Regions from separate parts of the Homo sapiens genome. Here region 2 is linked to region 1. Evidence: read pairs that join two places in POLR2A ChIA-PET (ENCODE). Cell type or tissue: endothelial cell of umbilical vein. All regions are shown on one strand. Each heading gives the region's core, and the rest is flanking DNA. Links, peaks and the distances in the headings are about the cores only. Region 1 has its middle 250 kb from the start of LINC00498. Region 2 overlaps SLC7A11 (solute carrier family 7 member 11).

What was found. Peaks named below come from ENCODE experiments on the same cell type or tissue, not always from the same donor. Only the 100,000 strongest peaks of a DNase experiment are listed, where the experiment ranks them.
Region 2: POLR2A ChIA-PET joins it to region 1 with 5 read pairs; 1 of 35 experiments calls an interaction of 5 or more read pairs at or near these places.

Annotation. Positions count from the first base shown.
Region 1 is chr4:138,560,138-138,565,530 of GRCh38, reverse strand. It overlaps the pseudogene LOC152594. Among named protein-coding and RNA genes, the nearest start is that of LINC00498, 250 kb to the right of the region's middle. In endothelial cell of umbilical vein, for the core only: a CTCF peak has its summit at 4,910 (motif pointing left); DNase peaks (open chromatin) are centred at 2,660 and 3,380; H3K27ac peaks cover 1,429 bases.
Region 2 is chr4:138,196,896-138,202,288 of GRCh38, reverse strand. All of the region lies in intron 6 of SLC7A11 (solute carrier family 7 member 11), which reads left to right. Among named protein-coding and RNA genes, the nearest start is that of SLC7A11, 43 kb to the left of the region's middle. In endothelial cell of umbilical vein, for the core only: no CTCF peak of the experiment used is centred there; a DNase peak (open chromatin) is centred at 2,528; H3K27ac peaks cover 637 bases.

The DNA.
Region 1 (5,393 bases), core at 216-5,215:
CAGGGAAACAATTGGCTATTATTGAACAGAACTGCTGATTTTCTCTTTGTACCATTTTTTTCCTTTTGTTTTGGTCATTTCTGAATGGTAAAGTCTGACAGCAAGTAAAAAAAAATACTAGTTACATGGAAGAGAAAGGAACATGGAGACAGAAAGGAAACATACAAAAAGAGATAGGGAGAAAAAAAGAGACAGATTTTCAATTTCATGTGACATTGATTTAGTCTTGAGTAATTTAGTTTATTTGGAAATATATTTATCGAGCACATACTATGTAAAAAACATTGTTAATTGATGTGGGGGTACAAATTTGACAAGATAAAAATTCATGTCATGAAGAGCTCACTCTCTAGTATGGGAGATGAGATTGAATAGAAGAAATGTGACATTTTTTCATAGAGCCTGCTTCATCCACAGCCTCTCCAAGGATTACCCCTCATGCTGCCTCTGGTCCCTGATCATAGCTGGTTGGTTGGGAATAGACACAGAGCTCAGAGGAAGCCAATCATTGACTAAGCAGCGACTCAAGATGTATTAGGCCTAATCTTGAATGGGTGAGAGCCTGTTATGTCAGAATCTCTTCAATCCATCAGCACTGTTCTTCATTTTCTCTCAAAAATATATCTTGCCTCTATTCATTTCGCTTTGTTACTCTCCTGTCACTACTGATGCATTGCCATTGCTTCCTACTTGGTTTCTTCATTTGTAGTGTGTTATCTGTTAAGCCCATTATCCAGTTGGAGTAATTTTTTAAAAAATACTATCAGATCATGTCATTCCTCTACTTAAAAAATTTCAGTGGTTTCTCATTGCACTTAATGTATAATCTGAACTCCACAACATGGACCTCCATGACCACTCGGCTCCTTTTTTCCTCATCACTCTTCTCCCTTGCTTGCTCTCTCTCCTCAGATCCCCTGTCCTCAGCGGCTCCAGCACTGCTGCATTCCTCCAATATGCCTCGGCAATTCCACATTATGGCCTCTGCACATGATTACTCTGCCTTTTGTTCCTCACATATTGGCTCCTTTAAACACTTTAAAAGTCTCAGCCTAAATTTTATCTTCTGGCAGATGCCTTTCTGTGACACTCTTGTTAAAGGAGATTTCACTTGTCACCCTGTTACTGTGCCCTGTGATATTTTTCACAGTACTCTTTACAATTTTAAACACACACACACACACACACACACACTTTTACTTAGGGTAGGTACTGTCTGATCATCTCACTAGATTGCAGCAGCATTACTCCCTACTGTAGACCCCCATGCCTTATGCAGTGCTTAGACTCATATTAGAAGCATGATAAGTTCAGTAAATAAATGAATTTACATTAAGACATAGAGAAATTGTTGCCTATCAGTGGTGAATCCTGGAGTTAGCAGAGAAGGTTGAGGGTGATCATTTTGGGCTCATGAGTAGTTTTATCAGTACAGTATCGTGTAGAGGTTGACCACGTAGGTCTCAGAGTCAAAGAGATCTGGGTTCATGCTCAAGCTCTACTACTTACTAGCAACATTATCTCAGGTATAATACTTAACCTCCATGAACTGTTTCCCAATATGTAACATAGAGGTAATTTTTTTTTACAAAATTGTTGCAGGGATATATGATAATGTGTGCAAGGTAATTAGTAAGAATAATAATGAATAACATTTATTTATTACTTTTCTGTGCCAGGTCCTAGGCAGAGGGCTTTACAGTGCTATGTCATCAGATCTCTTCATCAATCCTGCTAGATACAAACCATTATCTTTATTTTACAAGCGAGGAACTTGAAAAAGAGGTGAAGTTGGCTGGGCGTGGTGGCTCACCCCTGTAATCCCAGCACTTTGGGAGGCCGAGGCAGGCGGATCACAAGGTCAGGAGTTCGAGACCAGCCTGACTAACATGGTGAGACCCCGTCTCTACTAAAAATACAAAAAATTAGCCAGGCATGATGGTAGGCACCTTAATCCCAGCTACTTGGGAGGCAGAGGCAGGAGAATCGTTTGAACCTGGGAGGCAGAGGTTGCAGTGAACTGAGATCGAGCCATTGCACTCAAGCACCTGGGGGACAAGAGTGAGACTTCTCTCAAAAAAAAAAAAAAGGAGGTGAAGTTGAAGATCACACAGCCAGTAAGTGGCAGCATCAAGGTAAATTCAGAAATTTTAATTACGGAATCTAATGTTACAACACTAAGCTATACTGGCTTCCATATGGCATATGGAAGAATACATTCAAATGGAAGTAAAGAGCAAAGAGTTATTATTTTTAAGTAGATAAAGGAAATCTGAAGGGAGCAGAGAATTGAAATGTACACTAGGAAGCCACATCAAGGTAGCACATGGCCCCTAAAAGAGACAACTTTTCAAAGAATAGTTGCCTTTGTTTTGGTAGTTTTTGGTTTCCAAGACTAGTCCGATGACAGCCAATCGAACTCTATATTCTTTCCTTTTATCAAAGTGTTCTACTACCTCCAGTTTTTGGTGAACTACTTTCTCAATTGTTGCATCTTCCCTGGCTCATGGTGGATTGCTTTTTCCTAGGGTTTGTAATATTTTATTGGAAAAATAATCTTCTGTGGTTTTTTTTTTGGAAAATGTCCATGAGCATTGAATTGTAGACATGTTCTCACTGAATAGCTTCCTGTTTGCTTCTGACTGGGCTCTGGGGATTTCACAGCCTAGGTCAATGTTTATTTTGGGGTTTCTTTACAACACAGGCAATGCAAATTTAGAACGAAACCCATTCTGGATGGGCCTGAGGTTTTGATTTCTCATTGGAACCTTCCCTCTCCCACTGGCCTGATCAAATGGCAGCCTTCCTTACAGCTTCCTCTGGGCTAATGGTTAGAATTTTTGTAGTCTCATTTCCACAGATAGACCAGACCTTAGAGGCTGTTGAACTTATTCAGTGTTTTAGGTCCATTTTCCTTTCACATGGGCCAAAGCTACATATTTTCTCCACATGTGGTGGGTAGAAGCTCAGCCCTTACACTCTACAGCCCTTATCTGGGGCTGAAACCCTTTTATATGGCTGGGCAGCATCTTCTGCTTACTATACAGGCTTTATCATTCCTTATTGTTTCCCCAACCCAGCTCTTATTGTTCTTTCTTTTGAGGTGAGATATATATTTGGATCTTTTTTTTTTTTTTTTTTTTTTTTTAGTTTTATTATAACCTTGTATTTTCTAGCAAAAAGATAAATCTGAACTGGGCACACAGCTCAAGTGTCAGCCTTGAGATGACCTAAGCAGCAAAAATTTGGCCTATTTAATAAAATGCACAGGAGCTTGCAGCCGCATTTATTAGAAAAATATTATCCTTTGGAAACTCCTTTCTTAAAGATTGGCTCCAGGGCATTGTTCTTCCTGTTTTTATCCAATTCCCCTTCCTTGGCAGGCAGCCAGGCGCTCCGATGCTCACAGGCCATGGGACAGTCCAGTTCCGTGCAGACCCGGCAGGGCATGGGCGGGCAGAACCGCACCGTGAAGCCCGCCTGTTAATTTCCATCGGGTGGTCCTGGAGACGACATGGCTGGGGTAATGGGTCACCGGAACTCCACGGCGGCCAGACGCCCATCCAATTTGCCTGCGGGAACTCGCTCTTCACCTTTTCTTCACAAACTTCTTTCTGGAAGCGTTGGGATTTAAGCGTCTCCGCCCAGCTCCCAAGGTGCTGTCCCGGACCTGTAGGGTAGCTGAGCGGCTGGAGATGTCATTCTCGACAAAGGGCGACATCCCGGCGATGTAGTCAGGGGCGAACACGTTGGTTTTCTGCCTGGCCTTTCGGGAGAGTCGCGGTTGAGGGAAGCGCTGATCCTCGGTGAGATGGGGGTTGATGGCGTATGTGCCCCCTTTGGGAGTGGGAAGCGAGTACCGGAGGCCGCGGGCGTTCAGCACCTTGGGGTTGCGGGAGAAGTGCATGTGCAGGGTGCCGTCGTCACTGATGGTCACGGACACTTTCTTCAGGGTCTTGTTCCCACAGTGTGAACAGAACACTCGGCTCATGTCAGACGTTGTCTTGAAACAGCCGTGGCAGCCCAGACGTAGCTCTGGGCCTCACGAATCAGCATGCAGTTCACCGCCAGCACGTGCAGCCCCATCTGCAGCAGAACATTCTGCCTGGGGAAGTCTGTGGTCACGCAGCCAACCCGCACGTCCTCGGGGACGTCGCACTGCTCCAGCTCCTGCTGGATCTGCTTGATGTTACTGGGGGTTATCCAGCCACCCCCGTCGTCATCGCTGTCATCTTTTCTGTCTTCAAACCCGTTTTCTTCCTCCTCCTCCTCCTCTCTTGGAACGTCCTCACCTCTGTCAATCAGCGGCTCCTGCAGTTCATGATCGATGTTGGGCAGAGGGTTTCTCCGGAACATGAAGGAACTAAATTCCAGGTTCTCAGGCTCACAAGCTGGGTGTCCTTTTTCTGTTTCTTGTGGGGGTTTAGGCTTGGAGGGCAGATGGAAACCAGAAATGTGCAGAGGTGTTTCTGGGTGCTGAATCGATGAGCTCAGTTTAACCTTCTGTGGTTCTTGTTTTAGGTGAGACACCCCAACAAACTCTGCTTCCAACTGGTATGTGAGCGCAAGCACTTGGATGTCCGTGGCAGAGAGGCTGGGGTAGTCTCCTGTTTTCTTTGAAAACTCAGTCACCAGCTGCACGTATTCTGGTAAGGGCTCCTTGAACCGCAGCTCATAGGGCAGGACAGCGAGCCGCCTGCATGTGGCCTTGTCCCGAAACTCAGTGACCACCTCCCGGATGATGTAAATGTTCTTCCCGATGTCCTGCAGAGCCGCATCCCGAAGGAAAGCCCCAGCATCCGCCACAACTTGCTCCACTGGAGCCACGTTGTCTGCGTGAGCGGGGAGCGCGCATGCGCACGGAGCTTGCGCTGGCTCCTAAGTGCAAGTCTGGGCCTCTGGGAACCAGGAAGAGCAGCCGCGACTTGGCTGCGCCTCCTGGCGGCCACGCCAGCACTATATTTGGATCTATTAATCAGCATTTCCATGTTCCTTGTGAGATGTGAGCCCATTTATATTAATATTGTTTCAGTCCCTCATGTTACCAGAAGTGTTATGCAAAGGGGTAGAAAGCTGTGCAAAGAGCTGGGCTTTATTCTGTAGGTCACAGGGAGCCGCAAAAGACTTTTGATTAAGTATATAGATAATCAAATCTATATTTTAAAGAAATTAACTCAGGAGCACCATAAAGAATGGATGGAAAATGGAAAGATCAATGACATGGAAACACATTAGAATGCTATTCAAAGTGTCTAAATCAAAGATAGTTGAGAGACTGACCCAAGCAGTAGAAACAGAAGAGAGAGGATAGATCTGTGAGAAAAGGAAAAGTCACACTTACAAAACATTAAGACTTATTACATAAGAGGGAAGAGAAGTCCTAGACTTCTGAC
Region 2 (5,393 bases), core at 151-5,150, 360 kb after region 1:
TGTGATATAAGGAGTGTACCAGGAAAAATATAGATTTTAAAAATGCTTGTTAAGGGTGCCATTAATGTGGTATAATGATGAATCCCTAATCCTATTTACTACTTTTATTATATATGCCCACAGAAGATATAAAATGGTCTGTAGCCTCTGTGGTCCAGAAGGTTTATATTAGTCTTTTATTATGTGATTCATTATTTTTCTCAAGAGCATAGACATATGGGATTGCCCATAAGTATCCATAGATGCAATTATATGAGAGGAATCTTTTCTGATGGGTCTGCTACATTTCAGTATTAGACATTCCCCATAATTTAGTTAGGATTGCATTTATATATTTCTAATATGCTGCATACATAAAGAAAGAGAGGGAGCGATCCTTGTCATGACTTTCAAAAGTCTGCATTAATTCATTCCTTTTCCCACCTAAGTGGGTATTCTAATGCTTACCTTAAGATCGTTGTGAGAATTAGATATAATTTATGGCTGTGTCTGACAATGCTTTGCTCATAGTAGATACTTATTTAATGGTATGCTTTTTATTGGTATTAAACATCATGTCATTAGTTCATTTGTCACCCATAGGGACTATCAGATCAGGATTTGTGGACATGGGGAAGCTGTTTCTTTTCTTCTGTACTGCTTGACTGTTGGCTTTGAGAAAACCCATTCTCACGAGGGAAAAGACACTCTTACTTGAAACACCCGGCCATGGGAAATGACAATTATCTCAGTCTCAGAGTTGAAGCATTTCTAATCTCCAATGCTGGAGGTTGTTTTTCAAGAACATACAATATTTTTATAATTGTTTTTCTAAGGAGACAGGCTCATAGTTTTTTAAATCACATGGTTTTCCTGGCTATTTAGTGCTGTACCATATTATCTTTCTTTCCCTTTCTTATATGCTTTCTCTTAAAATTATAGAAGTGGAAGAAATACATCTTGCTGTGACAAAAGCTTAAACAATAACCCGTACTGATACATATTATTGAGAATGCAGTGATCAAATACAAAGGCCACTGTTTTATATATCAAGCTGTACAATACTATATGAAAAATAGTTCATGATATCAAGTTCATGGCATAGCATTAAAATAGGCCAAAATATGTAAAAACTAGAGCTTATAATACATAGCCATATAACACAAAATGAGATATTAAAGAATAGAATGTATGATTTTATGAGCAAAGTCATTTCTAGGTCCTGGGAGACTGCCCCTTGCACAATGCTTTTCTTGGTATCCCAAGTCCCACCTCTTCCGAAGAATCTCTTCTATTGGCTTTTCATGATGCTATTTCTTCTTCCTCCCTGATAGTCTATGGTCATGGCCGTTCTCTAAGAGATAGATAGCAAAGGATTTATTATAGTAATGTCTCTACATTTCAAAATGGTTTCAATTATCATATTACCCGTGTGTACAAAGAGTTCTCTACTTGGTTACCTTCTTCTATTCACACATTGACTTGGCTTAGTGTATTGGACTCATTGTCATAATTAAAACCACAATTAATTTGACCTTGAGAAAATAAATTGTCAAAGCCTGTGATGTTAGAGTTAGGAGGGGAGGAACCATCAAAATTCACAACCCTTTTATTGTGAAGCTAACGAAATAGAAGCCACAGAGATGGATTAATTTGTCTATATTTATAAGTTAAAATCCTGATCCTTTTCTAGTACTCTTTCCAAATGCTTAGTGTTGTTGAATAGAAATCTAAGAAAGATGGCTATGGCAAGATTTTAGCCTTGAAATTAGCTGGGGGAAATGTAATCATTAGAAGTGACCTCTATGTCATTTGAGAATAGAACAAAACTGCTTTTAAAAATGTGTCAGAGCATTAAAATTTGCCTGCATTTGACTTTCTAAAGCTGTTAGTCAAATAGATAATGAAAGAGGGTGCTAGGCTAGTTGAAGTAAGTTAATCCATTTCAGGTCGTTTACTGAAGGTCATTTGGTTAGAAGATTAAAATAGAAAGTTTACAATTAGGAAATGCTGAAATGTTAGAATATTATAAGGAAATAGCTGCTTTTTATTGTCTTTAACATCTTTACAGATACACTGGCTCTTAAAATAGGTTAAATATCATTTGTGGAGGCAATATTTAATTTTTCTGTTATTGATATTGTCAAACAAAGTCTCACTTTCTATATTCTGGCCTGAGGCAAGTAAAAGAGAAATTGAAATAGAAAAGAAGATTAACTTTGTTTTCAGCCAGAAAATGACAAAAAGAAACGAGGGAGATAGACAGCAAGTGGAGGTCATGATTTTAAGGTACTATTCGCTAGCTGCTCTGGGTCTTGTGGAAAAAGGTTAAATGTGTTTTAAATGTATGTAAGTGTTTAGCTATTTATTCCTCACAGTGCAGTGTCCTCTTGCCAAGGAGAAGTGATCAAGTGGCAAATGTTGGGGGAAAGCCACTAGAAATTGAACTCAATGATGTCTTTCTCTGAGCTGCGGAATTGTTTGTCTTTATGCCAAGTCACAACGTGGACTCTGAACTGCAGCAAGGGAGAAATCTTCAGTTTGAATACATAGGTGCTTTTCAAACCATTGAGTTTATGATGCAAGTCTGTGACTAGGCAGGGCAGGTATTTCCTGTTCTCTAAAAGATAGTGCTAGTTCTGCTCTATTGCTGCCATTTCTATAGCAATACCTGGGTGGAATTCCCTCCCTGCTTAACCCTGCCTCCTCCACTCCCTGCCTCTGATCTATGCGCACTTAGAAACACAGGATATCCTGATTATCCTGTTTCAGTATTTCTCATAATGGACACATATTGTTTATTCTATTTTTAAATGACGGGAACACAAATCTCTACCCAGTAGTTGTGGTCGATGATCCATTTAGTCAAATGAAGAAAGGAAAATTTATATGTATTCTGTACCTTATTGGAAGTCAAAGTAAAACTTTATGATTGTGGTAAGTATTTTCAGTAACAGTATATAGCATTTCCTCCTTTCTTTTAATAATAATAGATAAACAAATTTAAAATGCCAAAAAAATATGATGAAATTAAAAATCACCTGTAATATCTTAATCACATCAAATAAAAGTACTCACTGTTATTATTTTGATATTTTGTTTCCCCCACAGTTTGTGCGTGCGTGTGCATATATGTAGTGCATTATATTGCTTGAGATAAATGTAAATGTGCATTTTTCTTCCTAACTTTGGTGTTATATAATGTATTTACTTGTTTGTTTATTGTCTGATTCCCAAGGCCAGGGCTTTGTCTGTATCATTACTGCTGTATCCCTGACAGCTGGAAGGTTCTTCCAAGTGTGCCCTGCCATTTAGATTTGCTGCATCTCAAGCTCAACTCCAGCTCTTTCTACTTATGTGCTATAGATCTGTCTCACCGTCTTCATTTCATGTCATTTTATTATATTTTCGTATATCACCTAGATGTTAGTTAAGAACATTTTTAATGCTAGTATAATATTTCTTTGTGGGGATGTGCCAATATTCTTGTGCTCATTTTCTTGTTGGACATTGAAAACATTCCTAATGTTTCTTAATGTATTAGGTTGGTGCAAAAATAATAATAATTCTGGATTATACATTTCATATATAAATCCTTACATATCCAATTATTCTCTTAGAATAGATTGCTAGAAGAGAATTGCTGTGTCAAAGGCAACAAACTTTAAAATGGTCTGTCTATTATCAAGTTGCTTTCCAAAGTGGATATATTAATTTCCTCTCCCAATAGCAATAGCTAAGAATACTTATAGTGTTGGGTGTCATTATTTTAAAAAATCCTGGTTAATTGAAAGGCAAAAATTACACCTCATGGTTTGAAAATGCATTCATTTGATCACCAGTGAGGCTCAATACTTCCAGCATTTTTAGCAGCTACACGTGGTTACCATTTTGGAGCATGAATATTGGTGATTCATCAGAATTCTTTGTATATTATGGGTATTGATTCTTTATCTATTATATTATTTGTAAAAAGTTTGTCCCAGTTTTTCACATTACTCAATTTTCTTTATGATCACAGCTTACAAAACTTGTGGTTTTGTTTCTATAATTTGTAGTTAGATATAATAATCATTTTTTATTTCTGTATTGCTATTATGATCTGCAAATTTTTACATCCCTAGATCATTTTCATCTCACCCATATTTTCTGTTTGTTTGTTTTTTCTGGTTTCTTTTTTACAGCCCACTCTTTACCTTATCTGGAATGGATTTTTTTTTTAAACCTGATATAATATAGGCTCTTGACTTTCCCCCAATTTTCTCAATATCCCAGTATTAGCAAATAGTCATATTACTCCTTAGTTTATGATACTTACATTATATTATATTGATGATACTTTTTATTTATTATATTATATTTATGATACTTACAATATATTACATTGATACTTGTCATTATAATAATAAAATTAATGTATTTTTATGTTATATACTAAGTTGTATTTCAAGGCAATCTATTCCACTTGCCTTTTTATAGATATATCAACCAATTACTATATAATTTTATTAAAAGTTTGTAATACTCTTTTTTAATCTGAAGGGAAAAGTAGCCTCAATTATTATTATTTTTCTCTGAATAAGTCAACATTGAGTATAACTTGTATTTGCATAGAGGTCGTTTTTACTCTTAGCTGTTCAAGTGGATGAAGAGAATCTGTATAGTGCTTTTAAATTTAAAGCTCATGGTGTTTCAAATTATCTTGGTAGTGTTATCTCTCATAATTAAATCTGCTCTATATAAAGATATAGTCCATGTATATGGCTGAGTCTTTTATAGTCCAAAATTTATTTTTCTGTGTACTATGGTTTATTAACTTGACTTATTTTTCTTCTTTCAGATTTAAAAAATGTTAACTAATTAAAGTAACTTCCCAAGTACCTACCAATGACATTAATCTTCCTCTTTTTGTCTTTTGTTCTTTTTACCCCCAAATCCTATTAATACAGCAACTTTTTAATATGATTTTCTACTTTTCAGAATACTTCTTAACAACATAGCAAATGCCAAAATGTTAATGGAAGTATTAATGAAAACATGCAAAAAATATTTCTTTATGATTCTGATAATTATCGAAATTGCCTTAGATTAAACATGAATAAATTTAATTATTATATATGTATTCAAATAGTTGGATATATAATCCTGAGAAAGAATCCTTCACTACATATGTTATAAAAATGGTAATGAACACATTACCTAAGAAGTCTGCACTAGAAATAATAAGATACCTTTTCATTCTTGACATCTTTCTTCTTTTTGAACCAAGTATCTGTAGAAAAATATTTGAATCAAATTTTAATGAAATTCTTATTAGAGGTTTGCTACTTTTCTCACAAAATGGCAATATTGCCAGGCACGGTGGCTCACGCCTGTAATCCTAGCACTTTGGGAGGCCAAGGTGGGCGTATCAC